2 separate regions of the Mus musculus genome follow, and region 1 is linked to region 2. The links are chromatin loops, found by intact Hi-C in ENCODE. Cell type or tissue: heart. All regions are shown on one strand. Links, peaks and the distances in the headings refer to the core of each region. The heading gives the core; the rest is flanking DNA.

Region 1 (16,208 bases), core at 3,327-11,326, 560 kb after region 2:
AGTGCTTTCACGTATTCAAATGCTAAATTCTATACCCCAATATCTGTCTGCCCCCAAACAAGTGAATTACCATGAGTTCACCAGCAATTTTTCATGTAAAACTGGCTACCCAATTAAAAATACTGGTTAACTAGCAACTGACAATTATGGGGAGGTTAGAGGTAGGCAGGAGTTCGATGACTGGGGATTGCAAGTAATGTCCACAAGGAGAAAGAGATGTAGGGAGGGGAAGGGTAGTCATGATAGATCAGCAGTAATGCCCAAGTGAAATGCCACCACCCCTACCCCAGACAGATTGATGGGGCAAAAATTATTTAAAAAATTAAACATCAAGAATTTAGGGAGCACGAACTGGGAAGTAGCCAGTCTAGCTTTAGAAAAGTAGATTATGAGAAATCCCCCAGTAATTGAACAAAAGCCAAATAAATTAATCAGAGTCTGAATCTCATTCAGTTGGAAACTATACTGGGATAGATATAACCCCAATTAACTTACACATTATGCTACTTCTAACCATTAATAATAACAAATACAGGGGCTGGCGAGATGGCTCAGTGGTTAAGAGCGCCGCCTGCTCTTCCGAAGGTCTGGAGTTCAAATCCCAGCAACCACATGGTGGCTCACAACCATCCATAACGAAATCTGATGCCCTCTTCTGGAGTGTCTGAAGACAGCTACAGTGTACTTACATATAATAAATAAATAAATCTTTAAAAAAAAATAATAACAAATACAAAGAGGCATCATGTACTTCTGCATGTAAATTGAACGGTGACCCTAAGTGAGAGGAGAGCTGGAAGCAGTTCTGATATAGTAAGGAAGACTCCAAAAATACTCTTGACATGGTAATGTTTGCAACACAAGGCGCATCTCTAAGGGAAGTGGATCACAGAAGATCCCAAAAACTCCTATGGTGTAATGCATGTAAGAACCATAAAATGGAGGACAAGGGAAACTAAAACCAGTGTGTGGGGGTGAGACAGATGGCCCAGTAGTCAAGAGCACTGGCTATTCTTACAAAGGACATGGGGTTTGATTCCTAGATGCCACATGGCTGCTCCCAACTGTCTATAACTCCAGGTAGAGAGGATCAGGTAATCTCTTAGACATGAAAGGTAAGAAAATACCAATGCATAAATGACTTAGGTAGAGCTTCTATTCCTGCCATGAAACTCCATAAGCAAAAATCAGATTGTCAAGGAGAGGGTTTATTAGGCTTACACTTCCAGAGCACAGTTCATTATTGAAGGAGGTCAGGGCAGGGATTTAAGCAGGACAGGGACCTGGAGGCAGGAGATGATTAGAGATAACGGAGTGGTTCAGCTCATAGGCTTCCTATAAATGGCTTGCTGAGTCTGCTTCTTTATAGAATAAAGGGCTAGCAGCTCAGAGTTCCATCTTGCATATCAGTATGTGTCATGCTCCATCAGTCACTAGGAAATTGCTCTACAGGCTGGAACAAAGCCTGATCTTACAGAGTATTTCCTAAAGTAACAGTTTCTACATTCACAAGAGCATAATTTGTTTTGAGTGCACAATACTTTAGCTAGCACAATAAAAATAAACAAATAGAAGTCAGTCTTCCACTAGCAGCCTTTGGATGAAGATGTAGAACTCTCAGCTCTGCTTGTGCCATGCCTGCCTGGATACTGCCATGCTCCCACCTTGATGATAATGGACCCGAACCTCTGAAATATGATAAGACAGAGCTCCTAAGAGGAGAAATGCTGTGCAGATGGGGAGACCCAGAAGGCAGATGGTCATTTGATGATGCAAGCAGAGATTGGAGTAACGATATCAGTAGTCAAAAAACACCTGGGGCTACCAGAAGCCAAAAATGGACAACAATGAAGGTAAAGTTCTCATCTGAGGGCTTCAATGCAAGTCTGGTCCTGACAGCAGCTGGCGCATAAACTTCTAGCCTGAAAAACTGGGAGATAGCGTCTTTTGATTATTTTAAGCCAGATGGCCTGTTGTTTTGGTATGGCATGTCTAGAAAACAAAAATGAGCCCTTTTTGCTTTGTATAAGACATTTACTGAACAACTAATAGCCAGGCACTATGCTAGATGCCAAGGAAATTCTAAAATAAAGCAGGTCCTTTCTCTTCCTTCCAAACAGGATTCAATTTTCTCTGATGGCTTAGGAAATTTATAGAGATTTACAAATGCCTTTGCCCAACAACTGACTTACCAACTCCATCTATATTTTCTTATTAGTTCCTGTATGTAGAGTATATAGAAGCCCTAAAGGCTTTATTTCTCCTGGTATGTCAGAAACATCTTTCACACATCTCTTCCCAGTTCAGAGATGACCAATATGGACAACTTGCATTTTCTTTTCTGCCCTTATGTTTCCCAATGAATTACTTCATATCCCCAATAACATCTACTCTGTAGAGTTTTACAAAACTCTGTGCAGAAACCACACTGTGGCACTGTTTCATTCCCAGATTTTAATAAAATGCACAGTTTTTTTAATGTCACTATGAAAAAATTTTAAAAATAAACAAATAGTTAGATCTTGGAAAAAATGGAGCTTTAGTGTCCTATAATTGTATTGTAATACAGCACACACCATGTATATGCTTCACAGTAGAGAGCCATGGTGATGGTGCAAGTACTTCTCAACCCAAATATGCACAATCACAAATGTCAAATACAATGGAGATACACATATATTCTACGATGTACTTGCAAAGGGCTGGCTTCTTGAACATGTACAGACAGAACATATACAATGCACAAAGGGTCAGGAGTTTGAGCACCCAATGGGTAGAACAATAAATGAATTCATAGATAAATGGAAACAAATTACACTAAACACAGTATAATGAGAAAATTAACCAGTAAGTTCAGTCAAGTGGGAACTTATACCAAATCAACACTTTCAGAGGCCCCATGAAAGGACAAAGGGAACTTTAGTGCGCTGTCTTCATCCAGCCATGGACTTCTCCAGGAAAATCTGACAGAGGATACAGTGCCATGAAGGAGTCATTGAGGCAGTTAAAGGGGATCCCACACTTCTCTTGCGACTGGGGATATCTGCCCTAAGGCTGCTGTTTCTGAGGTACCCAGTGCTCTCATTGCCCACATCGTATGATTTAGGTCTCTGGTGAACTTGGACTTTTTTTTTTTTAATCTACCAGTACAATATTGCATGCTGTGCTTTTAAATTGACTTTGTGTCAACTGTTTATACAAAATATCCTGTTCCCAGCTACTGCTTTTGTCTTCTTTAAGCCTTTTCTTTATTTTCAGTCCCTGGTCCATCCATTCCACACTTTGCCATTTGAGATCTTAAATCCCTTGGATTCAGGACAACATCAGGACTCTAGCATTCCATCATCTTATCTAAATTAAGACGAATAACTATTGATCTATATTCCTCAAGGTTTCCTAGTCATGAGATTACTGGAATAAAAATTGTATCTCTCACATGATTTACAACTTTAGATTCAACATCTGACTGAGTTGGTTAGATTTCTTGCTTTTAAACACAGGATTCCTATGTGAATACAGCTGACCTGCCTAAACGTTACTTGTCTGCTACAATCCAGGAATAGATTTTTGGGGACCTCTTATCTCTCAAGACAATCTATTTTGCCTAAGCAGACAACACCAGGAAGGGGAGACTGCAGACCTGCAGGGGGCTCCTAGAGCTGCATCAACTTCCTCATTCCCAAGCCCCTCACCTGTTGCTCTAAAAGGTCCAAGCCAGGTTTCTCCCCTCACTCAATCCCCCATCTCATACTTCCAAGTGAGTTGGTGCCCCTCTCTATGTGTACTAACAAACAGCCCTATCTCTTATTCTCAGCCGCTTTCCTAATTTTCTTCTCTTTGGACTGAGCTCCCAAATCTAACATCATCTATATTGTCAAAAATAACCATATTGCATCCTTGTAGGGCACTGAATAGTGTCCAAAATTAACTACATGTACCACAATTCCCTGATTATTTTACTTTTATGATTTAATTAAGGTTCATTCAAATGAATGGAGTTCACATTCAACCACTTTAAGATGACCTTAAAATCATAGAAGAGGAGAATATTAAGAAAACTAATGAATTTGGGTTTAAGGAATATAATAGGATAAAGGAAGCTGCTATATTGTCAAACACACAAAACAAACAAACAAACAACATTTAAGTTTTCTGCAGGTACAGTAACTGCTAGGTTATGCCTGCATTTTCTCCTGAAAACCATAAGGCCAGATCTCATATAAAAATAACCAATATAAAAGATCATGCTGGCATTTAATCCCACCACCATACTTGATAGAAATACTTGCCATTACACATGGCTTAGATGAGCACTAGGACACAGACTTTAGGAGTAGTCATAACCTTCATCAAAGACTACAAACATTTCAAAACGGCACAAAGAAGCATCTCAGTGCCATAGCAGACAGCGACCTTCAGGAGAATAAATGCTTCTGTGATGCTCAAGAAGCCAAAAGCTTTAGAAGGATGGAAATGACAACACAATGCAGGATTTGAAACTGGAATTCAATAAAGAGAAACACTGAAGAGGATTCTGCTAGCAATGATCCAAAATCTATCCCAGTAATCCTAACAGAAAACTTAACAGAAAAACTTAAAATAGAATAAATAGAATTAAAATAGAAAAATAGAATAAATTGGCAGAAGATAGCGTGTAAGTATTTACAAATAAAATGGATGTTCTAGATAAAATAAGCAGAGCATATGAAATAAATGAACAAAAAAATCTGTGGGAAGGAAACATGCAGGAAATGTTAGACAAGGTGAAAAGACCAGGAAGTTTCATAGAAGAAGTGGATTTGGCCTCATGCTGCTTGTATTCTAGTGTTAATTTTGGCTCCCAAAACAGCTTACACAACTGTAGGCTCCGGAGACAATAATGACCTTGCCCTCCCGTTGGTTCTAATTGATAAATTAAGATGGCAGCAGCAAATAGCTGGCAGGGCAGCGAGAGGTGGAACTTTTAGGATTCCTGGGCTTGGGACAGATGAGAGGGAGAGAGAGAGAGAGAGAGAGGGGAGAGAGAGAGAGAGAGAGAGAGAGAGAGAGAGAGAGAGAGAGAGAGAGAGAGAGAGAGAGAGCAGATTCTTCATGACTCAGAGGCAGAGGGCTCAGATTCAGGAGCTATGGAAGAAAAACCACCCAAAATGTAGGTGGAAGGAGCAAGCAGCCCTATGGGGCCAGCTGCCAGAAGGTAATAGAACAGCAAAGATAAAACATAGAATTACAAGGTGTTAAACCAGAAACTCCAGAGGGAAATATATGCTAGGCGCAGGGAAGATTAGAAGTACTCAACCATTGAGCTAGCCAAGGAATATCAAAATTAACGATCCTGAACATGCACGTGTGCCTGTGTGTGTGTGTCTGTTATTGTCAAATCCAGAGCAGGTTAACTAAATTACCACTATACAGATATGATCTCAAGAAGGCTGTAAAAGAAATCCCTAAAGTAAGGAAAGGTACACCCATAATAATATAAAAAGCACACATAATATTTAATTGGACAAGATCAGAAAATAAATTCCTCCTGTCATACTGAAATCTGCAAGTGAAAGAATACATTTATTAGGATATCAGGCAATTCCTCTATGTAACTTTGAAAGTCAGAAGAGCCTGGAGTAATCATTCCAACTCCTAAAAGACAATGATATCCAACTTAAGACACTGCACACTGCACAACTATCTGCAGCGACTGAAAAAGACAGAAAAACATAATAAAGAGCATTACAAAGTTGTATCTTACAAATCAAACATAAAGAAAATACAGAAACCACCATTTTAGGCTGACAAGAGAGATGAGCATAGCCAAGAAACCATGAAAAAGAATCAGAAGCCACAATTACAAAACCACAAAGGGCCACTGAGAACACGAACAACACTGAAAATGTGGGACATACTGACAATGAACACTCACATACCAAAATAAGTGATGCCCACCCAGAGTTCTCCTTTCACGAGATACAGGCCAGAAGAATGAATCAAGAAATGAATCCAACTTAGTCAGGGTTTCTATTCCTGCACAAACATCATGACCAAGAAGCAGTTGGGGAGGAAAGGGTTTATTCAGCTTACACTTCCACAGTGCTGTTGATCACCAAAGGATGTCAGGACTGGAACTCAAGCAGGTCAGAAAGCAGGAGCTGATGCAGAGGCCATGGAGGGATGCTACTTTACTGGTTTTCTTCCCCTGGCTTGCTCAGCCTGCTCTCTTATAGAACCAAGACTACCAGCTTGATGTAGAGATGGCACCACCCACAAAGGGACCCCCCCCCTGCCCACGATCACTAATTGAGAAAATGCCTTACAGCTGGATCTCGTGGAGGCATTTCCCCAACTGAAGCTCCTTTCTCTGTGATAACTCCAGCCTGTGTCAAGTTGAGACAAAACTAGCCAGTACAAAGTTGTCTACAACAAGTAGATATGAGTGATGTCTTTTAGATTTTCCAATTACACTGGACAGATTTTCAAAATATCCCTTTATGATAGTCTGAAGTTTTTGGTATCTGTTGTAAAATCTCCCTGTTCATTTCTGAATCTAATCATTTGGGTCCTGTTTCTGTTGGTTAGCTGGATCCAGTGTCCCTCAATCTTGTTTATCTTGTTTATCTCCAGCTCACTAAAGCTTGGTTTGACTGAGGACAGTATAAGCAAGATCGCCTGAGATGGAGGAGGGGATGTGGAGAAGAAACCCTGAAAAAACAAACACACAAAGAAAACCTGTGTGTATGTTGTGAATGCAAAACTCTTGTAAGGAGTCTGTGTGTGCAGAGACTGATGGCCCACGTGGAAGTTCACTGAGGGGCAGAGCCTGGAATTCTGCAGGTTCAGGGTTAGCTGTCTTGGGCTGATTTTCCCTTCAGGGACAGTCCTTGCCTCACTATGTAGTGGACCACACAGCTTGTTAATAGATAAAAACCTCTCAGAATCCACTGACTAGGCAGAACATGAGATTCTATCAACCCAAAAGCTAAAATCTCAGCAGATGGTATCTTAGGTGAATAGAATATCTCCCATATCTCAAGGTACATATACATACCTCTATCAGACTTACACCAATGTATTTTAAGCTTTCTTAGGTTAATGACATTCTTTGTTCTGTAAAACCATGAAATAGATTTCATGTTGGAGCATGGAATTTGGATTAATTAAACCTGTGTTCTCAGATCATGGCTACAAAAATGGCTCTGGACTAAACTATTCTCTTAACTCTTCAAAAGGACAACTATGCATTTTGCATGAACAGGAACCTACTATATGCAAATCATAAGTTCCCAAGTATGCCACAGGTTTTGAAATTTATCTTGCAGCCTTTCTAATACAGTTGAAAAATTTGAAGACTTCTTCCTAAAACTATTAAGGGTGCATCAGTAAACCTGAAAGTCACATTGAGGGACAGGGAAAATTTAAGAGAGTTCGAACACTGCCAATAATAGGAACATACATAAGAAAATCACATGATGAGACAATATCCAGATCCTGCCAGATTAAAGAGAACAATGTACAGAGCCTGGCAGATGAGCAGAGATATTTCCTCCTTCCCTTTCAGACTTTCCAGCTCCTCCCAGCGATCTTTCTCTCATCACACCAAGTCATCTATCTCTCACATCTGAAAAGAAGTCCAAATACTGGACAGAACACATACTCAGAACACAAACATACTCAGAACCGTTGAGGTATTACTGTCTAGTCATTTTTAATCTGTGTAAAATCCATAATTACATAGATTGTGCAAACACGGGATGTTACCAATTACAAGATTATTCTGTGGCTATACAGCCATGTATTGTGAGGAATCATGTCACTGAGATGTCTATTAGAAATTCCCACTCTAACCAAGGCATCCATAAATCTAACAATTCATTCCAAAGGAAAAGTAATTAACACCCCACACAACAATCACCGTCACAGGACTCTCTGTCCCTGGACACTAGGAACTTTAGAAAGCTGTGTGAACTCAAACAAGGAGTAGTCTCCAGGACATGACGTATAGGGGGCGGTAGATGTCCCCGTGTTCTGTATGTCCAGAGAATCTGACTACAGCCAGTGAGAATGGGTCAACTAGGCCGAGCACGTTTCCCTTTAAACATGCTTGAGCTCTGGTCAGCATCGCAGGCACAGGCAGTGTGCAGACCCTGCCTGCCCTTGCCATCCTGTAGTTTCTAACGTTCTCCTCATCAAACCTGTGCCCAGGGACAGTGACCCAGCCTAGGTCAGCACAGCATCTCCAGGTCAGCAGCTTCCTGTCTCACAACAAGCCCAAGCCGGCACTCTCCGTGCCCTACCCGCCACCCTGCACAGTCCCTCATATCTGCAAGATGGTGCTGTTCCCTGCACCAACCTCCATGTCAGAAATCCAAATGCAGCGCTCAACAGGACAACTGCACAAATTTGAGAAGCGACCTTTGACGAAAGAATATGGAAATTTGATGCTGACAGCACTTTCTGATGCCGTCACAGGGGCCGGGACTACATTTCCCACAAATCAATTGGAAGGACTTCCGGGAACCCACTGAAGAGGTTTTGTACACTGCCTGGATTACAGTCCACTGAGAGCAGGTGCACATGGACATGCACAGGGAATTTGGGCTCTTTTACAGTCCTTGGTCACGGCACGAAATGTTTGCCTGTGAGCTGAACCTTTCACATTAATCCCGCCTATCAGGTTTCCATGTTATCTCTGATAAAACATTTTGATTTAAAAACTCCGACCTACTATAGAATCTTATTAACAAATGGAAAATTCATGCTTTCATGATCTGCTTTATTTAAGAATGTGGAAGCAGGAAGTTAATGTAGGAGTGAGCATTATCTCTTTACGATTCTATTGAAACCATCCTAGTCGCTTAAGATAGAAGAATTAGAAATCAAAGCTAGTCACCAGCAGATGTTTTCTGAGCACTCCACTGGTTTTTCTCTTCTGTATGTCTCCCAAGGGGCGGGACAGAGTTACTGGGATCACAATGATGTGTGTACTAACTCTTTTTTTTCGAGGCAGGGTTTCTCTGTATAGGGTTTCTCTGGCTGTCCTGGAACTCACTCTGTAGACCAGGCTGGCCTCGAAATCAGAAATCTGCCTGCCTCTGCCTCCGGAGAGCTGGGATTAAAGGTGTGCGCCACCACGCCCGGCGTGTGTACTAACTCTTAATCCACTGTGCACTATAGGATTTCCCCCTGCCTTAGGTTTGATGTTCCTTATTGATTTTTCTGTCTCTGCACTGATCCTGTCATCGGTCATATTTGACAATATTTGAACATTAGTGTTATCTGTCTTGAATTTCCCTCACTTCTCCTAAACAGAACACTGAGATATTTTCTTCTTGAATACAAAGATATCAGAAATATTCATAATACTGTCTAATGAGATCACTGTATTAAAGGAGTTACACTGGAAACATAGAGTATTGAGAATTCATGTCTCTTCTTGGGAAGGTTTATTCTTGTGCAGTTCATGGTTGAGTCAAAGTTACAAACCCTGTTACAGAAAAGACTTCCTACTTCCCTGAATCCTAATGATTCAAAAAGAAGCTGTTTCAAAGAAGATACTGTGCCGAGTCCATATTTAATTCTTCTTTTCCAGTGAGTATGTTTATCCAGGAATGCAGAACGGCTTCCTCAAATTAGAAAAATTAGAGTCAAGGAACAATACATGTACCTGTACTTGATTGGCAAGTGTCATGACTGGTCTGTCCTCCTCCTGAATGCTGCAGTGAAGGGCATTGACAGAAACCACAAAAGTTAGTATTTCTGAGCATAGCTAGTTTTCCAATATATGTTATGTGTTGAGATCTGGTCTGTTGCTATGTATTGTAATGCTAAATTCTGTATCCAAGATCTAGTACTACAGCTGACTTCTCATATTTACATGGTTCTGTGGCACAAACCTTCATCCTTGATTTAAAACTATGGGATAAATCAAATTGGCTACAGCCAATTACTGGAGGGATTTGTGGAGGGCGGGTATTGAGTTACCTGGTAGGGGGTGGAGAAGAGAGAGAAGAAAGAGAGACCAGGACAAGGAGAAATGGGGAAAGAGGATGAAGATGCCCTGGGACAGATGGACCATGAGCCTGTGGCCAGGAGAAACAGCAAATATCTGGGGTAGAGCACTGGGAAGGTAGCCATGACGGCAGTTACAAGAGTAGATTAGTGGTTGTGTTCCAGTAATTGCCAAAGCCAAATGCTATAACCCTAGGCTGAGTTGAATTTATCTGTAAGCTAGTCAGTCATAACCTTAAGTACATTGTGCTACTTGTGTGTATGTGTGTACATGTATATTTGTATCTGCTACATGCAAACCTACCTAAGAGAGTAGTCATTCATAGGAGATGCGCTCATCCTTGAGGATACAGCATAGAGTCACGACTCTTCTACTGTCTCCATTTCTTTGCATTTTGCCTGTGTAATTCAATAGGGGGAGTAGCTACCGTGGTATAGTCACAACCTGAAGATTTGATCAAAGAGGAGGCTCATTCAGCACACTATTAGGGACCCAGGCATAGTTATGGAAATGTCTACTGGAGCTAGAGTCTCAGGACTAATATGTTTGTTTAGGCCATGTTCACCATTTTAAATATATTGCCTACTATAATTTTTTTACATCTTGATCATTTAATTTTCTCTCTTGGGAACAATCCCTAGTATGTGTCATGTTTAGCGAAATCACTTGAATATCTGTGCTTACAGGCTAAAGAGATTGTTCAGTAGTTAAAAGTAATTAATGGCCGGGCGTGGTGGCACACGCCTTTAGTCCCAGCACTTGGGAGGCAGAGGCAGGCAGATCTCTGAGTTCGAGGCCAGCCTGGTCTACAAAGTGAGTTCCAGGACAACCAAGGCTACACAGAGAAACCCTGTCTCGAACCTCCCCCAAAAGTAATTAATGTTTTATAGAAGATGAGTTTGTTTTCTAATATGCATATGGTGGCTCTCAAGAACATATAATAGCAGTTCTAGAGGATCAAATACCCTATTTTGACATTATCAGGCTCAAACATCATCAGGAATCTATTATAGAATAGATAGGCCCACAGAGAGACAGACAGACAGAGACAGATACACAAGTAAAATAAAATATATAATTAAAAAATTATGCTGCTCATGGTGCTACATACACTCAATTCTGTTAGTTAGGGGTCAGAGAGTTGTATCTCTTAGTTACTGGAGAGCCAGTTTATAGAGTGAATTTCAGGTATGTCAGTGCTATACAGAGAAACCCTGTCTGGAACAAGAACAATAACAAGAAGTAAAACCAAGGTTTCACGTTTAGAAAAAATAATGATATTTAAAAGGAATATTCATATATATGTATATATATATATACATTCATATATGGTTAAACAACTGCCAGTTTTCATTTTGAAAGATAGATCCTTTCATCAGTGATAAGCAAAAATCTATTGAAATACACCTCTTGCTATAGCAGTTCTTAATACTCCTAATGTCTACCATCCTGATCCTGTACAAATTCCCCAGATACATTACAGGTCCCGTCATTACTGGATACCTCACAGGGAGGTACATAAAATGTGCGGATAGTTTCATACCTTCTTGGAAGACATACTGACCTTGGCCAGCAGATTATATAACAAATGGTGACTTCATAGTAGTTGATCACTGAACATCACCGCATGACTTCATAATACATCCACATACTTCCTTCATTCCTCTCCATAAAATTAATTTCTACTGGTGTATATTGGGAAGTTTTTTCCTTACTTTACTGAAATGTGTCTTTTGTCTATCCTCACACCTCTGTGGTGGTTACTTTTTTCTGTTTTTAAACTCATCTACATGTGCTTTCAGGCTCTACCCTCTCCTCCAGCTCACCAAGGGCTATCTCAGTTTCCTTGCTAAACAAGCAAGGTTCACTTTTCCAGTGATGTAAAGACTTCGCAAATAATCATCAATCTTTGTAATACTTCATAGACTTATCTAAAGGCTTATCTTATAAAGATCATTTTAATTAAGGTTCCCTCTACCCAGATTATCATAGCTTCTGTCAAGTCAGCAAATATTTACCAGCACACTCTCAGTGTGGTAAACCCTCTGGTTAATTGCAAGTTGCAATCAGTGAGTTTTCAGATGCTGGAGAAGGGGAGATATACCTGTCAGGGGACTAGTAGCAGAGTATTCAGAAAAGGACACAAAGCATCCACATTTGTCACCACATATCACACAGACACACACAGATACACACACACACAGATACAGACACACACACACACACACACATAGACACACACAAAGAAGGAGACAGAGACAGAGAAAGAGACAGAGACAGAGAAAGAGAGACAGAGAGAACTATCGAGGCCACACACTAATATTCTTTGCCTTTGAAACCTCTTGAGCTAGGCACCCACAGTTCAAGTCACCATCAGCGCCAAAGTCTTCCATATTCTTACTAGCATTGCCCAGTAAGCCCATCCTAAAGCACTCCACTGCTTTCCAAATCCACAGTCCCCAAATTCATATTCCTCCAAACCAAAACATGGTGAGGCCTATCACAGAAAAGAACCAAGTCGCTCGTACCAAGTTCTGTCTTAGAGTTTCATTTGTGTGGAGGGACAACCTGACCAAGGCAAGTCTTAGAAAACATTTAATTGGGGCTGGCTTATAATCTCAGAAAATCAGTCCATTATTATCATGGCAGGAAGCATGATAATGTGTAGGCAGACATGGCACTTGCAGATCCAAGAGTTCTACATCTTTATCTGCAGGAAGCAGATAGTGAATGTCTTCCAGAGGCAGCAAAAAAGAGCTCTAGAACACAGTGATCAGATCTGACTGTATGTATGAGACACCAAAGCCCCACCTCCACCATGTCATGATTCCTCTAGCAAGACTAGACCACAAATTAGGCCATACATCCAAATAGAACCACTTCCCATGGAGTAAGTAAGTTAATACCACTGTCTCCTTGTCACATAATAGTAAAACGCCTTAGGATTACAATAAATTCCTCAATCAATAGGCATAGACTAAATTTTCAATAAAAAGACATAGACTAACTAAATGGATGCAAAGAAAAAAGACCATCCTGCTACCTACAGGAAATACCTCAACATCATAGATAGCTATCACCTCAGAATAAAGGTGTATAAAAGAAATTTCCCAGGCAAGTGGGCCTCAGATTGAAGCTGGTGTAGCTATTCTAACTTGTAACAAAATAGCATTCTAACCCAAATTAATAAAAAAACAAACCAAACATGGAAGAATACTTCAAACTCATCAAAGGAAAAATACACAAAGATGATGTTTCAATTCTTATCATCTGCAACACAAATTCAAGGACCCATGTCTGTAAGAGAAACATTACCAAGCTTAATCCCACATTGGCCTTAACATATTACTTGTTAGCGAGTTCAGTATCACCAATGGACAGATTATCCAGAAAAAAAGCTAATGCACACACACACACACACACACACACACACGTCTTAGTTAGGGTTTTACTGCTGTGAACAGACACTATGATCAAGGCAAGTCTTATAAAAAACAACATTTAATTGGGGCTGCCTTACAGGTTCAGAGGTTCAGTCCATTATCATCAAGGTGTAAGCATGGCAGTATCCAGGCAGGCATGGCACAGGCAGAGTTGAGAGTTCTATGTCTTCATCCAAAGGCTGCTAGTGGAAGACTGACTTCCAGGCAACTAGAGTGAGAGTATTAAGCCCACACCCACAGTGACACACCTACTCCAACCAGGTCACACCTATTTCAACAAGGCCACACCTCCAAATGGTGCCACTCCCTGGTGCAAGAATATACAAACCATCACAATGTATATCACTGACAAACATTATAAACCAAATGGACCTAACAGATATCCGCAGAACCTTTCACTCAAAAACAAAAGAATATACCTTCTTCTCAATTCTAATGGAACTTTCTTCCAAATTGACTACATACTTGGTAACAAAGCCACTCTAATCAGACATAAGAAAATTGAAATAATGAATTGCATCCTTTCAGACCACCATGGAATACAACAGAGTTTCAAAATGATAGAAACAGCTAAGATCATAAAATCACAGGGAATCTAAACAACTCACTCCGGAATGAAAATAGACTTTCAGAGTACAGTTAAGGCCAATAATCCTTAATTATTCCACAACAATAGAAATAGAGGAAATTTTCCAAAATTATTTTTATGAGGCCATGGTAATCCTGATACCCTAACTACACAAAGATTCAATGAAGAAAGACAATTACAAATAACCCATATCAGAATAGATGCAAAAATAATCAATAAAGTTTGTTCAAAGCCAATCTAAGAACACATCAAAAATGTTATACAACATGACCAAGTAGGGTTCCTCCCAGACATGAAGGGACGGTTCCATATATTAAAAAAAGTCAAGAAGTGTAATGTATAGGCATAGTACTTAAAATAAAACTACATAATCATCTCATTAGACACCAAAAAGTCCTTTGACAAAATTCAACACATCTTAATGATGAAGGTCTTGGAAAGAATAGAGATACACTGGATAAAGCTAAATATAATACAGGTGATTTACATCAAGCCCATAGCCAACATCAAATTAAATGGAGAGAAACTCAAAGAAATTTCAGTAAAAGCAGGAATGAGGCAAGGTTCTCCACTCCCTCCATATCTATTCAATATGCATTTAAGTTGTAGCTAGAGTAATTTGAAAATTGAATGGGACCTTAGGACCGAAATTGGTGGACAGTCCCAGTCTCCAGAGGACTCTCCACCACACAAGTGCCCTAGCATGTCCATAGTATCACTGGTGAGTGGAACACAACATCTGTTCCAACAGAACCAAGGGTGCCTAGGGACAGCTGGAGCAAAGACACAGGAACCCCGCCTGATCAGTGGGTCAGGTTCCTTCTAGTCAGTGCAGTTCTACCTCAGTTTAGAACTCAGCAGAGAGCACTACAGTCCCCAGAGGAGGTATCACTTCCAGGTGCTATAACAAGCTCAGGATCTTAGGATCCCAGGATCCTAGGGTCCCAGAAGCTTGGTCACACCAGGATCTCAGGGTCTCAGAGGAAGTTTAACTGCCAAGAACTCTGACACACACAGAATCTCAGCATCACAGGATTCCAGAATCACAGGATCACAAAGAAAGTTGGACTCTGAGAAGTTCTGACTCAACTGAGTTTACAGAAAGGACAGGCACCAATCAGATATATTGAGGTCAGGGAGCACTTGAGATAATCAGATGGTGGGAGTAATCATAAGAACAGAAGCAACAGAAACCAAGGTAACCTGGCATCATCAGAACCAAACTCTCCCACCATAGCAAGTCCTGGATACACCATTTCATGATGATGATGGAGGACTATAAGAAGGGCATAAATAACCCCCTTAAAGAAATACAGGAGAACACATCCAAACAGGTGAGAGAATTGAACAAAACCATCCAGGATCTAAAAATGGAAGTAGAAACAATAAAGAAATCACAAAGGGAGAAAACTCTGGAAATAGAAAACCTAGGAAAGAAGTCAGGAGCCATAGATGCAAGGATCAAAAACAAAACACAAGAGATAGAAGAGAGAATCTCAAGTGCAGAAAATTCCTTAGAAAACATTGACATAACAATCAAAGAAAATGCAAAATGCAAAAAGAAAATAACCCAAAACATCCAGGAAACAATGAGAAGACCAAACCTAAGGATAATAAGTATAGATGAGAAGGAAGATTTCCAACGTAAAGGGCCAGTAAATATCTTCAACAAAATTATAGATGAAACCTTCCCCAACCTAAAGAAAGAGATGCCCATGAACATACAAGAAGCCTACCTAACTCCAAATAGTTTGGACCAGAAAAGAAATTCCTCCCGTCACAAAATAATCAAAACACCAAATAGAAAAACAAAGAAAGAATATTAAAAGAAGTAAGGGAAAAAGATCAAGTAACATATAAAGGCAGCCCCTATCAGAATTACACCTGACTTCTCCCCAGAGACTATGAAAGCCAGAAGATCCTGGGCAGATGTCATACAGACCCTAATAGAGCACAAATGCCAGTCCAGACTACTATACCCAGCAAAACTCTAAATTAACCTAGATGGAGAAACCAAGGTATAACATGACAAGACCAAATTTACACAATATCTTTCCACAAATCCAGCCTTTCAAAGGATAACAAAAGGAAAACTCCAACACAAGGAGGGAAACTATGCTCTAGAAAAAGCAAGAAAGTAGTCTTTCAACAAACCTAAGAAAAGAAGATAACTACATGA
Region 2 (16,208 bases), core at 4,858-12,857:
AAAACTAATTGGATTCTTCTTCAGTTATTGAGATGAACACTAATTTCGAAAGCTCCTACCTTTTACACAGATGGCAATAAATCAGGAGAAGCAGGTTATAAATCAGAAAACATAAGTAACATATTCAGAGTCAGTAATCAAGTCAGAATTCTCATGTTTATATCAGATTTTCCTAAACCTCTTAATATAGTTGCTCTCAATATGCAGAGAAATTTCTTTTGCATATAAAAACTTATTTCAGATGATTCAGAATAAAGACTGTTATTTATACAACAGTAACTAATTGTCTTAGTCAGGGTTTCTATTCCTGCACAAACATCTTGACCAAGAAACAAGTTGGGGAGGAAAGGATTTATTCAGTTAACACTTCCACACTGCTGTTCATCACCAAAGGAATTCAGGACTGGAACTCAAGCAAGTCAGGAAGCAGGAGCAGATGCAGAGGCCATGGAGAGATGTTTTTCTTATTGGCTTGCCTCCACTGGCTTGCTCAGCTTTCTTTCTTATAGAACCCAAGACTACCAGCCCAGGGTAGTCTTGGGCCTTCCCCTGTTGGTCACTAATTGAGAAAATGCCCCACATCTGGATCTCATGGAGGCATTTCCTCAACTAAAGCTCCTTTCTTTGTGATAACTCCAGCTTGTGTCAAGTTGACACAAAACAAGGCAGTACACTAATCACCTGAAACAGAGGTCTTCCAATATAGGTAAATCATATTTAATCTCATGCAGGTTTGCCAGGACTATTGACATTAAGAAATGAGAAGATAGACCAATGATTAATGGCAAATGTATTAGAAACTTCAAATTTTTATAAAAGTTAACCTGAAAAATGTAAAAAAAAATTAATATGTGTTTTAGTTTGTTTGTTTGTGTGTTTGTTTTGTAATCAAGCTCTATTTCCAGCCACAGAAAACCCCTAGAGGTAACCAAAGAAATGAAATTAGGCAGATGGATGTGTTTGGAAAAATTAAAATATGTACATCAATTTCAAGAGAAAACAGCCTCATTTCCAAGAGTCTGGGTGGGTGATTTTTGGTTGTTCCATGGGTAATGGAAGTTTATCATCCTTTAAGGGGGATTGGTCAATAGATGTTAATGGTTTTAGTCAGAGAGGAAGCAAAGAAAAAGCGATTAGATTCAGGGATCTCTTTCTTTTTCTTTCTTCTGTTCTTCTTTCTCTTCTATCTTGTGCTAGGGCCAAAATGGTGGAGGGGGAATGAAAATGAAAAGGGGATACATAAATAATAGGATGAAAGGGTAGATAGTTTAATTTGTTTACACTAAAGAGCATCAACAGGCCAAATAAATTACATTGGTATAGATTAATATATTCAAACAAATTTAAAGTTATTTATATTACAATACATTATTTTATATTTCAACCATGTTTTATGTATCAGACATAAGCTGTTCACTTAAAAATGTAATCTAAAGTTCCAGGCCTTGAAAGTTACTCTTTCAAACTGTTTAGGATAATTATGAAATGCAAGTTAGTAGTCATTCAATCAAACCTGTAATTGTGTTAGGTACTTGTTTAGTTAATTACAAAAATAAGCTTTGTTTACCCACCTGTAGCCATTTTCAAATGTAAACAAATAAATAGCAGCAAACAAGCAATGTCTGCCTACTCAGAACCTCCATCTACAGTCTTCTTTAAATATGGCAAAGCTAAATCACTGGTCAAAAAACTCTGATTGCATAGATGACTCACAGCATGTCGTCCAATGTTTGGCCAAATAGAACATTGGAAAGTTGATTTTGCAGTAACAAAGTATGAATATTCTTCTATATCCCTGCTTTTCAAGAATCCTGTTAGGTACTCCAGGCTTCTGGGATGAAGATGGATGCCCTAATGTTGCAGACAAATGTTAGGTGACTGTCCAGGCAGCTAGCAGCCTCTGCCTTTTTGTTTGTTTGATTGTTTGTTTGTTTGTCTTTTTCGAGACAGGGTTTCTCTGTGTAGCCCTGGCTGTCCTGGAACTCACTTTGTAGACCAGGCTGACCTCGAACTCAGAAATCTGCCTGCCTCTGCCTCCTGAGTGCAGGGATTAAAGGTGTGCGCCACCACTGCCCGGCTAGTCTCTGCCATTTCTATATTATTGGATGTTCCTTGTTCTGTACTTCCTGTTTTCTCAGCTGCTATTTATCAGTGTCAGATCTCTGATTAGGATGAACTCTAGATAGTTATAATATCAACTATAACTAAATTATTTAGCATTGAAGAAAGTGCTTTAAGATTTAAAAGGATATATTTTAGGTTGGCAATTCGAGTTATGGTGGAAAGTAATTCAGGTATAGAACTTTGACTCGTCAAGTGGTGGAGTACTTTCTTCAAGGTTGCGAAACACAAATGGACTAGATATTGTGAATGTAATTCTTACCTAATTGTAGTCTCCCCTCCCCTAGCCTGAAACCTGCTTGCTCGGGGTGGAGCTTCCTGCTCATTCGTTCTGCCACGCCCACTGCTGGAACCTGCGGAGCCACACACGTGCACCTTTCTACTGGACCAGAGATTATTCGGCGGGAATCGGGTCCCCTCCCATTTCCTTCATAACTAGTGTTGCAACAATAAAATTTGAGCCTTGATCAGAGTAACTGTCTTGGCTACATTCTTTTCTCTCGCCACCTAGCCCCTCTTCTCTTCCAGGTTTCCAAAATGCCTTTCCAGGCTAGAACCCAGGTTGTAGTCTGCTGGCCAGACACAACACCTAATAGTATGTAAAATTTATCTTCTTATATATAATTTATTGATGTCAGAGAAAAAGCCATCCATTGGACTAAATGGGAGAGATATTGGGATAGAATTTTGTACACTATATAAAGGTTTTCTTTGTATTATTCATGAATTGATTTCTCTACCAGCATAGAACTGGGTGATGTATGGACTTTGGTGTTGTTATTTTAATGGCTCATTACCTGCATCAGTGTTTTGCAAACCTATCTCTCTTGCCTTGGGATTGTCTCAATAAAGAAATGGTGGCCAATAGCTGAGGCTGGAGAGGAATGATGTCACTTTGGGGGCAGAGAGAGGCTCTGTGAGAGGAATCAGTTTCCAGGTTGATTCTCCAGCACCATATTGAGGTGAAAGGAACAGGTGCCAGGACTGAGTGAAAAGTAAGAGGTCATGTGGCAGATGTGGCCTAGAATACTCAGGTTAATTTTGATGTGCTCACTGTGAGGTAGCCAGCTAAGGCCTAAGATAAAATAATATTAGCAAGTTTCTGTGTCATTATTCCAAAGTTTGAGGGACCTAGAGAGTATGACAATACCACTTTCTGGTATATTCTTCAACCTATTTTTTTCAAAGATATGGCATTTTTGTCAAACAAGTCTTAAATTTTCCTGGAAGAATTTACACATGATATTTTATATTATTTGTGGCTAGTGTAAAAGGTGTTGTTCCCCTGATTATGTTTTCTCAATCCATTTGTAGTTTATATCCCTCTGCAAATGATACTTTGACTTCTGCCTTTTTTTATCTGGATCCCCTTGTTCTGTTCAGTGTTATAATTACTCTAGCTACAACTTCAAATATGTATTGAATACATATGGAGGGAGTGAAGAACCTTGCCTTATTCCTGACTTTACGGAAATTGCTTTGAGATTGTCTACATTCAGTTTGATGTTGACTGTACTGGCTGGTTTTGTGTGTCAACATGACATAAGCTGGAGTTATTACAGAAAAAGGAGGCTCCCTTGAGGAAAGGCTCTATGAGATCTATCTGTAAGGCATTTTCTGAATTAGTGATCAAGGGTAGGAGGGCCCATTGTGGGTGGTGCCATCGCTGGGCTGGTATTTGTGGGTTCTATAAGAAAGCAAGCTGAGCAAGGCAAAGCAGCACCTTCCATCAAACTGAGCTCTGCATCAGCTCCTGCCTCCAGGTTTCTGCCCTGTGTGAGTTCCTGTCCTGACTTCCTTTGGTGATGAACAGCAATGTGGAAGTGTAAGCTGAATAATCCCTTTCCTCCCCAACTTGCTTCTTGGTCATGATATTTTGTGCAAGAATATAAACCCTGACTAAGACATTGACTAAAGGCTTGATGTAAATCACCTGTATTATATTTAGCTATGTCCATTGTATGTCTTCTCTTTCTAAGACTTTTATCCTTAAGTTGTGTTGAATCTTGTCAAAGGTTTTTTTTTTTTTGGTGTGAAATGAGATGATTATGTGGTTTCAAGTTTGTTTATATGGTACATTACACTAACTGATTTTTTTTTTTTAAATATGGAACCTTCCCTTCATGTCTGGGAGGAATCCTACTTGGTCATCTTGTATAACATCTTTGATGTGTTCCTAGATTGGATTTGAAAGAACTATATTGAGCATTTTTTTAAATCTATGTTTATATTGGTAATTTGCAATTCCATTTCTTCATTGACTCTCTGTGTGGTTTGGGTATCAGGGCTGCTGTAGCTTCTTAAAATGAGTTTGGAAAAGTTATCTCTATTTCTATTGTTGTGGAATAATTAAGGATTATTGGCCTTAGCTGTTCTTTGATAGTCTATTTTCATTCAGGAGAGAGTTGTTTAGCTTCCCTTTATTCTTAAGAGTTTCTTTTGAGCCGGGCGTTGTGGCACACACCTTTGATCCCAGCACTGGGAGGCAGAGGTAGGTGAACCTCTTAGTTCGAGGTCAGCCTTGTCTACAGAATTCCAGGACAGCAAGGGCTACACAGAGAAACCCTGTCTCATAAAACAAACAAACAAACAAACAAAATAAGAAGGAGATGAAGAAAAGGGTTTCTTTTGTTCTTGAAATTCAGGTCTAATCCATGGTGATATGAACAGAATTAGTGGGTTATTTCAATTTCTTTGTGCCTGGAAAGAGTTGCTTTGTGACCAAGTATGTACTCAATTTGAGAGGAAGTTCCATGGGAGCTGAAAAGAAGGTGTATTCTTTCGGTTTTGGGCAAGAGGTTCTGTAGATACCCTCCAGGTCGATGTGTTTTAATGATCGTCAGTGATGGTGTTTTTGGGTTTAGCTTTGGGCTGGATAACCTGACAATTGGTGAGAATCGGGTATTGAACTCTCCAATGAGGTTAGGGCCAATGTGGTATTATGCAGGTAATGTTTCTCTTACAGACGTGAGTGTTCTTGCATTTGTGATGTGGATGTTAAGAATTGAAACATCATCTTTGTGGATCTTTCCTTTGATGAATTTAAACTGTTCCTCTCTGTTTGATTAGTTTGTGTTTGATTAATTTTGGTTTGAATTCTATTTTGGACATGTGAGAATAGCTACAACAGCTTGCATCTGAGGTCCATTTGCTTGGAAAATATTTTTATAAAACATTTCTCTGAGGTGATAGCTGAAGTTTAAGTGTGTTTCTTATAGGTTGCAGGATGGTCTTTTTGTCTTGCATCCTTTCATTCATTCTACGTCTTTTTATTGAAAACGTAGTCTTGTCTATTTCCTGAGGAAGTGAGTCTAATCTTTAGTGGTTTTATTATTGTATGACAAGGAGACAGTGCTAGTTTGAACATGCTTGGTCCATAGGAAGTGGTACTGTTAGGAGGTATGGCCTCGTTTGTGGTATAGTCTTACTACAGGAAGCATGACAGGAGGTGGGGCTTTGATATCTCATATATAAAGTCGAGTCTGGCCAGTGTGACCCAGAGCCTCTTCCTTGCTGTATGCAGAAGACAGACCCCCTTCTGCTGCCTGCAGATAAAAATGTAGACCTCACATTTCTGCCTAAACCTTACCATGCTTTCTACCATGACGATATTGAACTGACTCTCTGAAAATGTAAGCCAGTTCCAATTAAATATTTTCTTTCATAAGGGCTTATCCCTGACTAGCTTACAAGTAAACGAGGTTCAGACTCGAGGTTATTTCATCTGGCTTTGACAAGTACTGGGGTTCAACCCCTAATTTACTCTTCCTCTAACTGCTTTCTTGGCTACCTTCCCAGTGGTGTACTTCAGATACTTGATGTTTCTCCCGGCCATGCACCACCCCCTTGCCCCCATGGCAGCTCGTCCTCTTCCCCCATTCTTCCTTCTTTTCCTGGCCTTTTTCCTTCTCTCTCTTCTCCACCCCGTACCAGGTAACTCAGAAGCCACCTACCTCTAATCCCTCCAGTAATAGACTGTACCGAATTTGATTTAACTAAGAGTTTTCAATCAAGGAACAAGGTTTGCATAACAGAACCTTTTAAATGTAAGAGGTCCATGGTAAGCTTAGAACTTCGAATATAGAATTTAGTATTACAATACATAGTAACATACCAAACCTCAACACATACACATATTGGAAAACTAACTATGCTCAGCTTTGTTAAATCCTTGTGGTTGCTGACAAGACCCTTCACTGCAGTCTTCAGGGGGAGGACATACCACTCATGATGTCACTCTAAACAGACATGCCAATCAAATGTCCAGGTGAATGTACTGCTTGTTGACTCTAGTTTTTCTAAGTTGAGGAATCTGTTCTGATCCCTAGGCAAACACACTCCCTAGAGAAGAAGAATTGGATAGGTGTAGTCTCCCCTCCCCCAGCCTGAAACCTGCTTGCTCAGGGGTGGAGCTTCCTGCTCATTCGTTCTGCCACGCCCACTGCTGGACCTGCGGCTTTGCTGTTCTGAGCCGTGCACGTGGTCACCCTGCTATTGGACCCCAAGATTAATTGGCAGGAATCGGCCCCCTTCCCCTGCTTTATAATTGCATGCGGAACAGTAAAATTGAGCTTTGATCAGAATAACTGTCTTAGCTGCATTTCTTTATCTCGCCACCTAGCCCCTCTTCTCTTCCAGGTTTCCAAAATGCCTTTCCAGGCTAGAACCCAGGTTGTGGTCTGCTGGCTGGACACAACATTTGGCGAACCAACGCGGGACTGAGAAACGGCAAAGGATTTTTGGAAGAGACACTGCTGGTTCGGAGCTCCATGAAATAATTAAAGGATAAAGGAAATTCATACCGGAGAAGGTATGGGCTAAGCTGAGACAGCGTTAAACCCGAGCGCTGGTTCACTTAGGTTCAGCAGTGAAGCTTAAGAGGAGCTGGGTAACAGGCGGTAGGCCGTGGCTCTCCGAAGCTACATTAGGCGTGAGAAAAGAAAGGGTTTATTAAAAGGAAATTAATAATCAGGCGGATTGCCGCAGTTAATAAAAACTGCATCATGAGGGAGGAAAATGTTCCAAAAAGCAGAGAGAAATTTCTCTCTGGGCCTTATAGCAGGAGTACTCTGTTCCCTTTTGTGTCTTGTCTAATGTCTGGTGCACCAATCTGTTCTCGTGTTCAATTCATGTATGTTCGTGTCCAGTCTGTATGAATGAATGTTCTATGTTTTATGTTGGATAATAAAGATGGTATAAAAAACTTTATCTGCAAAGCCGAGAGCTGCCACGTGTTTCAGCCAGGAATCAGACACGTGGCAGGAGGGCCCCTGCTGGAAAAACTGTTCGTTTTAGGAAATAAGGGCGAGTGCACAGCCTCTTAGTTTCGGAGTAAAAAAGCTGATAAATGGTTTCTGACTAATGTGTTTGAGAATGGTAAAGTGCCTTTTATTCTATGATTGTAGCTAGAAAAATTAATATTCTCTGATTGGTCTAAATGTAACTGCTTCATTTGGTTCTTTTTTATTGATAATGTGCTCTGCATGTTTTCACATCCAGCTCATAAGTTGTTGGTTAAGATTAATAATTGTTACATTGCTATAGATGGTTAGTGTTAAATTTGATAACTCAAGTTTAGAGTCCTTCCGACACGTGGCATAAAGCAGGCCAAGAGGCTGGGTTTCTAAAGATATTTCTAGTTTAGATAATAATTAATGTGGTTCCTATCCTAAATAGTAAAATTTAAGATAAGATCTAAAACAATGCCTCTTTATTAAAGCAGTAAAGCTTGCTTTAATAGGTATTCATAAGTATTAATTGGCATCCAAACTTCGTAATGGGATAGTAATGCTTCTAATATTGATTTTAAAGATGATAAATTGTTTTAAACTTGGGTTTTGCTTTCCCAAGGTTGTAGGTATTATCCTAACCTTGCACAAGAAACTTAAAAATTATGGTTAAAACTGCCAGAGTTCCACTGACTTCAGCCTGCAGTTTCATTGCAAATTTAAGATTTTCTACTCACCCATATATTGTTAATTAAGATTATTACAAGAGTAATCATCTTTTGAAAGCACTAATACAGCTCACTTCATACAAAACTGTGACAGAGTTATCTAGTTATGTTTGTCTTTGTGAATAGATTAGACAATCACTTTGGCTATAGTTGCTGCCTGGCAGGAAACTGCAGTACGGGCAATTTTTTCACAACACTAAAGTTGTGAAGAACATTTTAACTGTAAGTCATCTTAAGAAAGAGTATCAAACTTTAGAGGCGTAGACGGTTACATTGTTCCTCTAGAATTGGTCCTTATTACAGGAGGGCCAAGATGCTCAGATTAAAAAAAGTATTTTACCTTTGAGTCAATGCAGGGCTCTGGGCAGCCCCAGAGCGGCTTGTGGCCTTCTTGTGTTTTGCAAACAGTGCCTGAGAAAGTTTTTCCCTGTGTCCAAGAAAATTTCTTTTTAACAGTGTTGCAGATCTATTCAGATGTTTAAAATAATGCTTAAATTCAAAGAGTTTTGCTTCAGGTGAACTGTAATCACTAGAAAATTTTGCCTCTAGGTATGGCTAATGTAACTTTACCTTATGTAAGAAAAATTTTTATTGTTTCTGCTTCTATACTTGAAGCCAAGAGTTTTAATCTTTCAGTGTATATTGTTTCCTAAGTGGAAAGTATTTTATTAACTAATGCTTCTTAAAGGAAGTTTACCTTAAATCCTTGCTCTCACCCAAAGGATTCAGAGACAATCCTTTTATTACTTAGGGATTTCGCACAGTCTCTGCTCTGAAACAGCTTGCTTTTGAATTATTGTGCCTCAGGGAAGTATGAAATCTTTTCTGTAATGCCATTTGTAGCTTTAACTCAAGCATGAACTACACAGGAATAAACCTTCCCACGAAAAGATGGGAATTCTCAATACTCCAAGTTTCCAGTCTAACTTCTTTAATACATCGACCTCGTTTTACAGTGATATGAACATATTTCTGATACCTTTATATTCCAGGAGGAACGATCTCAGTGTTCTGCTTAGGAGAAGTGAGGGAAGTACAAGGCAGCTACCAGTAATGTTCAAGTATTATCAAATGTGAATGATGACAGGATCAGTGGAGACAGGAAAATCAATAAAGAACATCAAACCAAACACAGAGGGAAATTGAAGAGCCAGTACACACACCATTGTGATCCTAGGAGCTGTGCCCCTCCTCTTGGGAGAGATTCAGAGGAGGAAAGCAAGTGCTCAGAAAATACTTGGTGGTGACTCACTTTGATTTCTAATTCTGTCTTAAGTACCTGGGATGGTTTCGATAACATCTTAAAGAGATAATGCCCACTCTTACATTATCTTCCTTTTTCATATTTTAAGTAAACCATGAAAGCATTAATTTTCCACTCCGTAGTAAGATGCTAATAAGTAGAGATGTGCTTTTTAAAAAACCAAAAACAACAATAACAACAAAAAAGATCCGAGCTTTAAACTCACAATGTTTTAGAAGAGATAACAAGGAAATGCGATAAACATTACTGTGAAACTCAGCTCACAGGCTAACATCGCGTGCTGTGACCAAAGACTTTTTTTAAAGCCCAATTTCCCTGTGGCTGCCCACATGCTGCAGCCTGTTTTTTTCTAACTTCAGCTGCCCAGAGCTGGGCTGCAAGGCAGGCAATGCACAAGACCTCTTCTGTGGGTCCCTGTAAGTCCTTCCAACTGACTTGTGGGAAGTGTAGTCCCGTCCCTTGTGAGGTCATCAGAAAGGGCCCTCGGAATCGAGCTTCCTTAGTCTTTCTTCAAACTTCACTCCTCAAATGTATGCAGTTGTCCTCAGCACTACATCTGGATTTCTGACATGGAGGTTGGTGCAGGGAGCAGCGCCATCTTTCAGGTCTGAGGGGCTGTGCAGGGTGGCAGGTAGGGCACGGAGGGAGCTGGCTCGGGCTTATTGAGAGGCAAGAAGCTGCTGACCTGGAGATGCTGTGCTGACCTAGGCTGGGCCGCTGCGCCTGGGCACGGGTTTGAAGGGGAAAAGACTGAAAACAACAGGATGGCAAGGGCAGGCTGGGTCAGCTGCCTGCCTGTTCCTGAGATGCTGACAAGAGCGCACTCATCATTACCTAGCTGGCCCGTTCTCACGTGACTGTAGTCAGATTCTCAGGACATACAGAGCACTTGACATGTAGCACCCTCTATACGTTATGTCTTGGACACCACTCCTGGTTTGTGCTCAAACAGCTTCCTAAAGTTCCTAGTGTCCAAGGAGCAAGAATCCTGTGAGGGAGGGCAAACTGTTGTGTGGGATGTTAGTTCCTGTTCCTTTGGAACGAATTGTTAGACTCACGGATGCCCTGATTCAAATAAGATTTTCTAATAGACACCTTTGTGACCTGAATGCGACAATACATGGATATAAAACCACAAAATAATCTTGTAGTTGGTATGAACCAGTGTTTGCACAATCCAAATAAATAGGATTTTACACTAAAGATTAAAAATCACTAGACAATAATACCTCAACAATTCTGAGTATGTGTTGTGTCCAAAATTTTGACTCCTTTTCAGATGTGAGAGACTTGACTTGGTGTGATGAGAAATGGCAGGGGGGGCTAGAAAGTCTGAAAGGGAAGGGGGAAATGGCTCTGCTCATCTTCCAGGCTCTGTACATTGCACTCTAATCTGCAAGGATCTGTACATTGCTCTCTAATCTGCCAGAGTCTGTACATTGTTGTCTCTTCACTTGCTTTTCTTCTTTGTGTTCATGTTATCAGCATTGTCTGAACTCTCTTAAATTTTCCTTTATCCCTTAATGTGACATTCATGTTTACTGACACACCCTTCTTAATAGTTTTAGAAAAAATTCTCCCAAGTTTTTCAACTGTATTTGAAAAGCTGTAAGATAGAACTGGAGAGATGGCTCAGTGGTTAAGATATCTGGCTGTTCTTCCAAAGGTCCTGAGTTTAATTCCCAGCAACCACTTGGTGGCTCCCGACTATCTATAATTGGATCTGATGTTCTCTTCTGGTGTGTCAGCAAAAGAATGCTCAAAGAAAGAAAAGAAAGAAAGAAAGAAAGAAAGAAAGAAAGAAAGAAAGAAAGAAAGAAAGAAAGAAAAATACTTTCGGTCTTATGGTTTACACATAGTATGTTTATGATCATTCAAAAATGCACAGTTCTCCTCTTGAAAGGTTAAGAGAATAGTTTAGTACAGAGCAATTTGAGTAGCCATGATCTGAGGACATAGATTTAGTTTAAACCAAATTCCATACTCTAACATGGAATCAGTTTCATGATTGTACACTCAGGAAGAGTGAGAATCAAGCATCCTCCATTGGGCCCTCCTTTTTATTTAGTGTGTCTGGGTCTGTTGATTGTATCATGGATATCTTCGTAGCTAATATCCACTTATAAGTGAGTATATATTATGCATATCCTTTTGGTTCTGGGCTAAGTCACTCAGGAAGATGAAGTGCAAGTTTCTAGTTTCTTTAAATTCAGTTGTGTCACGTAATGTTTTGCTGGAAGCTGTCTCGTCAGAGGGCATGTGATGTTTTGCTGAGAGCAGATGCTTGAGAACGTGGGTGATATTTAGAAAGAAGATAAATAGCACCCCACAGACAATGAGAGGATGCTTCTGCATTGATAGGACCTGCAAAGCTCTGCTGGTCTTCACTACATAGAGAGAAATGCACCAAAGAACTTCTGTGGGATTTTGGCTGCTTCTACTGATTCATATGAATTCAGTGGTTCCTTGTGCTTTCTGTTGGATCTTGCTATGTGTCCTGATTCATGCTTGATGTTTTGTAATTGGACTGGACTGCTGTCTTAGTCGGGGTTTGTATTCCTGCACAAACATCATGACCAAGAAGCAAGTTGGGGAGGAAGAGGTTTATTTGGCTTACACTTCCATAGTGCTGTTCATCACCAAGGAAGTCAGGACTGAAACTTAAGCAGGTCAGGGAGCAGGAGCTGATGCAGAGACCATGGGAGGATGTTCCTTACTGGCTTACTTCCCCTGGCTTGCTCAGCCTGCTCTCTTATAAAACCAAGATTACCAGCCCAGAGATGGTCCCACCCACAAGGGGCCTTTCCCCCTTGATCACTAATTGAGAAAATGCCTTACAGTTGGATCTCATGGAGGCATTTCCTCAACTGAAGCTCCTTTTTCTGTGATAACTCCAGCTGTGTCAAGTTGACACAAAACTAGCCAGTACAATTGACCCCTTGTCAACTTGACACACAAACACATCACTAGTAAACCTCAACCCTTAGTTTCTTATTCATCCCCAAGTTTAAAACATTAAAAGTCAATCGCTTTAAAATGTCCAATATCTTTTATAAGCCAAAGTCTTTTTACAATTAAAATTCTCTTAACTGTGGGCTCCACTAAAATAGTTTCTTCCTTCAAGACTGAAAATAACAGGGCACAGTCACAATCAAAAGCAAAAATCAATCTCCAACCATCCAATGTCTGGGATCCAACTCACGATCTTCTGGGATCCTCCAAGGGTTTGGGTCACTTCTCCAGCTATGCCCGTTGTAGCACACGCGTTGTCCTCTAGGCTCCAGATGCCTGTACTCCACTGCTGCTGTTCTTGGTGGTCATCTCATGGTACTGGCATCTCCAAAACACTGCATGACCTCTTCAATGGTGGGCCGACAATTGCAACTGTGGCTGCACCTTCACCAATGGACTTCCATGGCCTCTCACAGTGCCGAGCCTCAGCTGCTCTGCGTGACCCCTTCATGCCTTTAAAACCAGTACCACATGGGTGACCCTTACACGTTACCAAGTCCTGCTGCAGCAGGAGTACAACCTTGGCTATCTCTGGAACACAGCCTCTTTGTGCTTTGAGAAAACACTTCCCAGATGATGTTTCCTCAATGATGCTGGTCTCTTCTTAATCACCACTAATTTCTTAGCTCCAGCTAACCAGCATCAGTAGTCCCAGTAATGCAAAGTTTTTGCTTTGGTAGTTCTGGTATCTTGTTAATCACAGCTGATTCTTCAACCCCAACTAACCAGAAGTACAGAATATCCACAATCAAAATAGCAATGGCCCTGAACAGGGTCTTTAATTTTCCCTCTGAAATTTCACAAGCCAGGCCTCCATCTTCTGCACAGTTCTCAACATTATCTTCCAAGCTCCTACACAACATCTGACAGCTCTTAACAATGAATGGATCTTCAAGCCCAAATTTCCAAAGTCCTTCCACAGTTGTTCCCAAAACACGGTTAGGTTGTCACAGGAATACCCCACTATGCTGGTACCAATTTGACTTTGTCAGGGTTTCTATTCCTGTACAAAACATCATGACCAAGAAGCAATTTGGGGAGGAAGGGGTTTATTCGGCTTACACTTCCATACTGCTGTTCATCACCAAGGACGTCAGGACTGGAACTCAAGCAGGTCAGGAAGCAGGAGCTGATGCAGAGGCCATAGAGGGTTGTTCCTTACTGGCTTGCTTCCCCTGGCTTGCTCAGCCTGCTCTCTTATAGAACCAAGATTACCAGCCTAGAGATGGTCCCCCATAAGGGGCTTGATCACTAATTGAGAAAATGCCTTACAGTTGGATCTCATGGAGGCATTTCCTCAATTGAAGCTCCTTTTTCTGTGATGACTCCAGCTGTGTTAAGTTGACACATAACTATCTCGAGTACAATTGCTGATATCCTGACAACAAATATTGGAACTACCCCAAGGAACTACTTCTAAATAGGGCCATAACCCCTGTTTTCTATTTATCTTTTTTGTCCCCAACCACTGGTATGTGGGCTAGAAAGAAGGTTGAAACATTTGAGAACTCTACTTAAAGTAAGTTTTGAAAAAAGTCTACGTTTTCTAGTTCCATCAATTTGCCTGTAATCTTCATGATATCCTTGTTTTTAATAGCTGAGTAATAGTCTGCTGTGTAAATGAATAACAATTTCTTTATCCATTGTCCCTTAGGGATATCTGTGTTGTTTCCAGTTTCTGGCTGATATGAATAAAGCTGCTACAAATATAGTTGAGCAAGTGTCCTTGTGGTATGGTAGGACATCTTTTGGGTATATGCCCAAGAGTGATCTCTCTGAGACTTGAGGAAGAGCTATCCCCATTATTCTGAGAAACCTCCACATTGATTTCCATAGTGATTATATAACTTAGCATTCCCACCAGCAAGCAAGGAGTGTTTCCATTGCCCTACCTATATCCTTGCCTGCATGTGCTGTGGGTGTAAGGTAGAATCTCAGAGTCACTTTGATTTGCATTTCCCTGATGACCAAAGAAACTTGTTAAAGTGTTTCCCTCTGTTGAGAATTCTCTGCTTAGCTCTGTACCCATTTTTTAACTGGGTTATTGGGTTTGCTGCTGTCCAACTTCTTGAGTTTTTTAATATAATTGCATATCAGCCCACTGTGAGATTTTGGGTTGCTGAAAATCTTCCCATTCTGGAGGCTGTCAATATGACAGTGTCCTTTGCTTTACAGAAGGTTTCCAGTTGCATGAGATCCCACTCATTAATTGTTTATTTTAGTGCCTTAGTTATTAGTGTTCTGTTCAGTAAGTTGTTCCTATACCAATGCATTCAAGGCTACTCCCCACTTCCTCTTCTATTAGACTTAGAGTATTTGTTGGTTTGGTTTTTTACAGTTTTATTTTGTATTTATATGAGTGCACTGCAGCTCTCTTCAGACACACATTAGAAAAGTGCATCAGATCCCATTACAGATCGTTGTGAGCCACTATGTGGTTGCTGGGATTTGAAGTCAGAACGTCTGGAAGAGCAGTCAGAGCACTTAACTGCTGAGCCATCTCTCCAACCTGTGTATCTGGTTTTATGTTGAGGTTTTTTGATCCACTAGGACTTGAGTTTTGTGCAGAGTGATGAATATGAATCTATTTGTGTTCTTCTACATGCAGATATCCAGTTAGATTGCCACCATTTTTTGAAGATGCTTTCTCTCTTCCAATGTATGATTTTGGCTTCTTTGTCATAATTTACGTGTCCAGAGGTGTATTGGTTATTTCAGAGTCTTCTGATCAATTCCCTTGGTCAATCTGTGTGTTTCTATACCAATACCATACAGGTTTCTTTCATTACTCTTTCTCTGTAGTTCTGCTTGAAATCAGGGATTATGATACCTGTGGGAGTTCTTTTGTTGTATAGGACTGTTTTTTCTATTCTGGGGGGGGGGGAGTTGTTTTTTTGTTCTTTTTTAATATGAAGTTGAGAATTGTTCTTTCAAAGTCTGTAAAGAATTGTATGGGAATTTTGATGAGAAGTGCATTGAATCTATAGATTGCCTTTGATGAGATGGCCATTTTCACTGTGTTAATACTACTTACCCATGTGCATGAGAAATCTTTCTATCTTACGGTATATCCTTCACATTCATTCTTCAGAGACATGAAGGTCTTGTCATACAGCTCTTTCACTTGATTTGTTAGAGTTACACCAAGACATTTTATATTATTTGCAGATATTGTGAAGGGTATTATTTCCCTGATTTCTTTTTTAGCCTCTTTATGGTTTGTATAAAAAAAGGTTACTGATTTTTTTTTTTTAATTTCTCAAGGCAGGGTTTCTCTGTGTTCCCCTGGCTGTCCTGGAACTCAGAAATTTGCCTGTGTCTGCATCCCAAGTACTGGGATTAAAGGCATGCACAACCATGCCCAGCAATTTTTTTTTTTAGTTGATTTTTTTTATCCAGCCACTTTGCTGAAGGGATTTATCAGCTCTACAAGTTCTCTGGTAGAGTTTTTTGTTTGTTTGTTTGTTTGTTTGTTTGTTGGGGGTGTCACTGATATACTATCATATTATCTGTAAATAGCTATACTTTGCATTTTTCTTTTCCAGATTGTATCCCCTTGATCTCTTTTCCTTTTCTTATTGCTCTGGCTATATATTCAAGTATATATCAAGTAATATGTTATAGAGACATGGAGAGAGTGGACAGCCTTGTCTTGTCCCTGATTTTAGTGTAATTGCTTTAAGTTTCTCTCCATTTAAGTTGATGTTAACTTAAGATTGGCTTGCTGTATATTACTTTTATTATGTTTAGGTATGCACCTCATATCCCTGATCTCTCCAAGACTTTTAACATGAAGGGGTTTTGAATTTTCTCAAAGGGTTTCTCAGCATTGGAGATTGTCATATAACTTTTGGT

Evidence for each region. Hi-C counts contacts between places; a loop is a spot of excess contacts. Peaks named below come from ENCODE experiments on the same cell type or tissue, not always from the same donor. Only the 100,000 strongest peaks of a DNase experiment are listed, where the experiment ranks them.
Region 1: a loop joins it to region 2, with 3 times the contacts of the local background. A loop is called at or near these places in 2 of 42 quality-filtered maps.

The regions. Positions count from the first base shown.
Region 1 is chr13:67,120,445-67,136,652 of GRCm38, reverse strand. Zfp759 (zinc finger protein 759) reads right to left here and starts at 8,425. Exons shown (of 4, transcript NM_172392.3): 1 at 8,339-8,425. The coding sequence starts at 8,344. In heart, for the core only: a CTCF peak has its summit at 7,996; a DNase peak (open chromatin) is centred at 8,372; H3K4me3 peaks cover 1,041 bases; H3K27ac peaks cover 928 bases.
Region 2 is chr13:67,677,141-67,693,348 of GRCm38, reverse strand. It overlaps Zfp738 (zinc finger protein 738), which reads left to right and starts at 9,837. Exons shown (of 4, transcript NM_001001187.3): 1 at 9,837-9,946. The coding sequence starts at 9,911. In heart, for the core only: no CTCF peak of the experiment used is centred there; a DNase peak (open chromatin) is centred at 9,788; H3K4me3 peaks cover 1,112 bases; H3K27ac peaks cover 967 bases.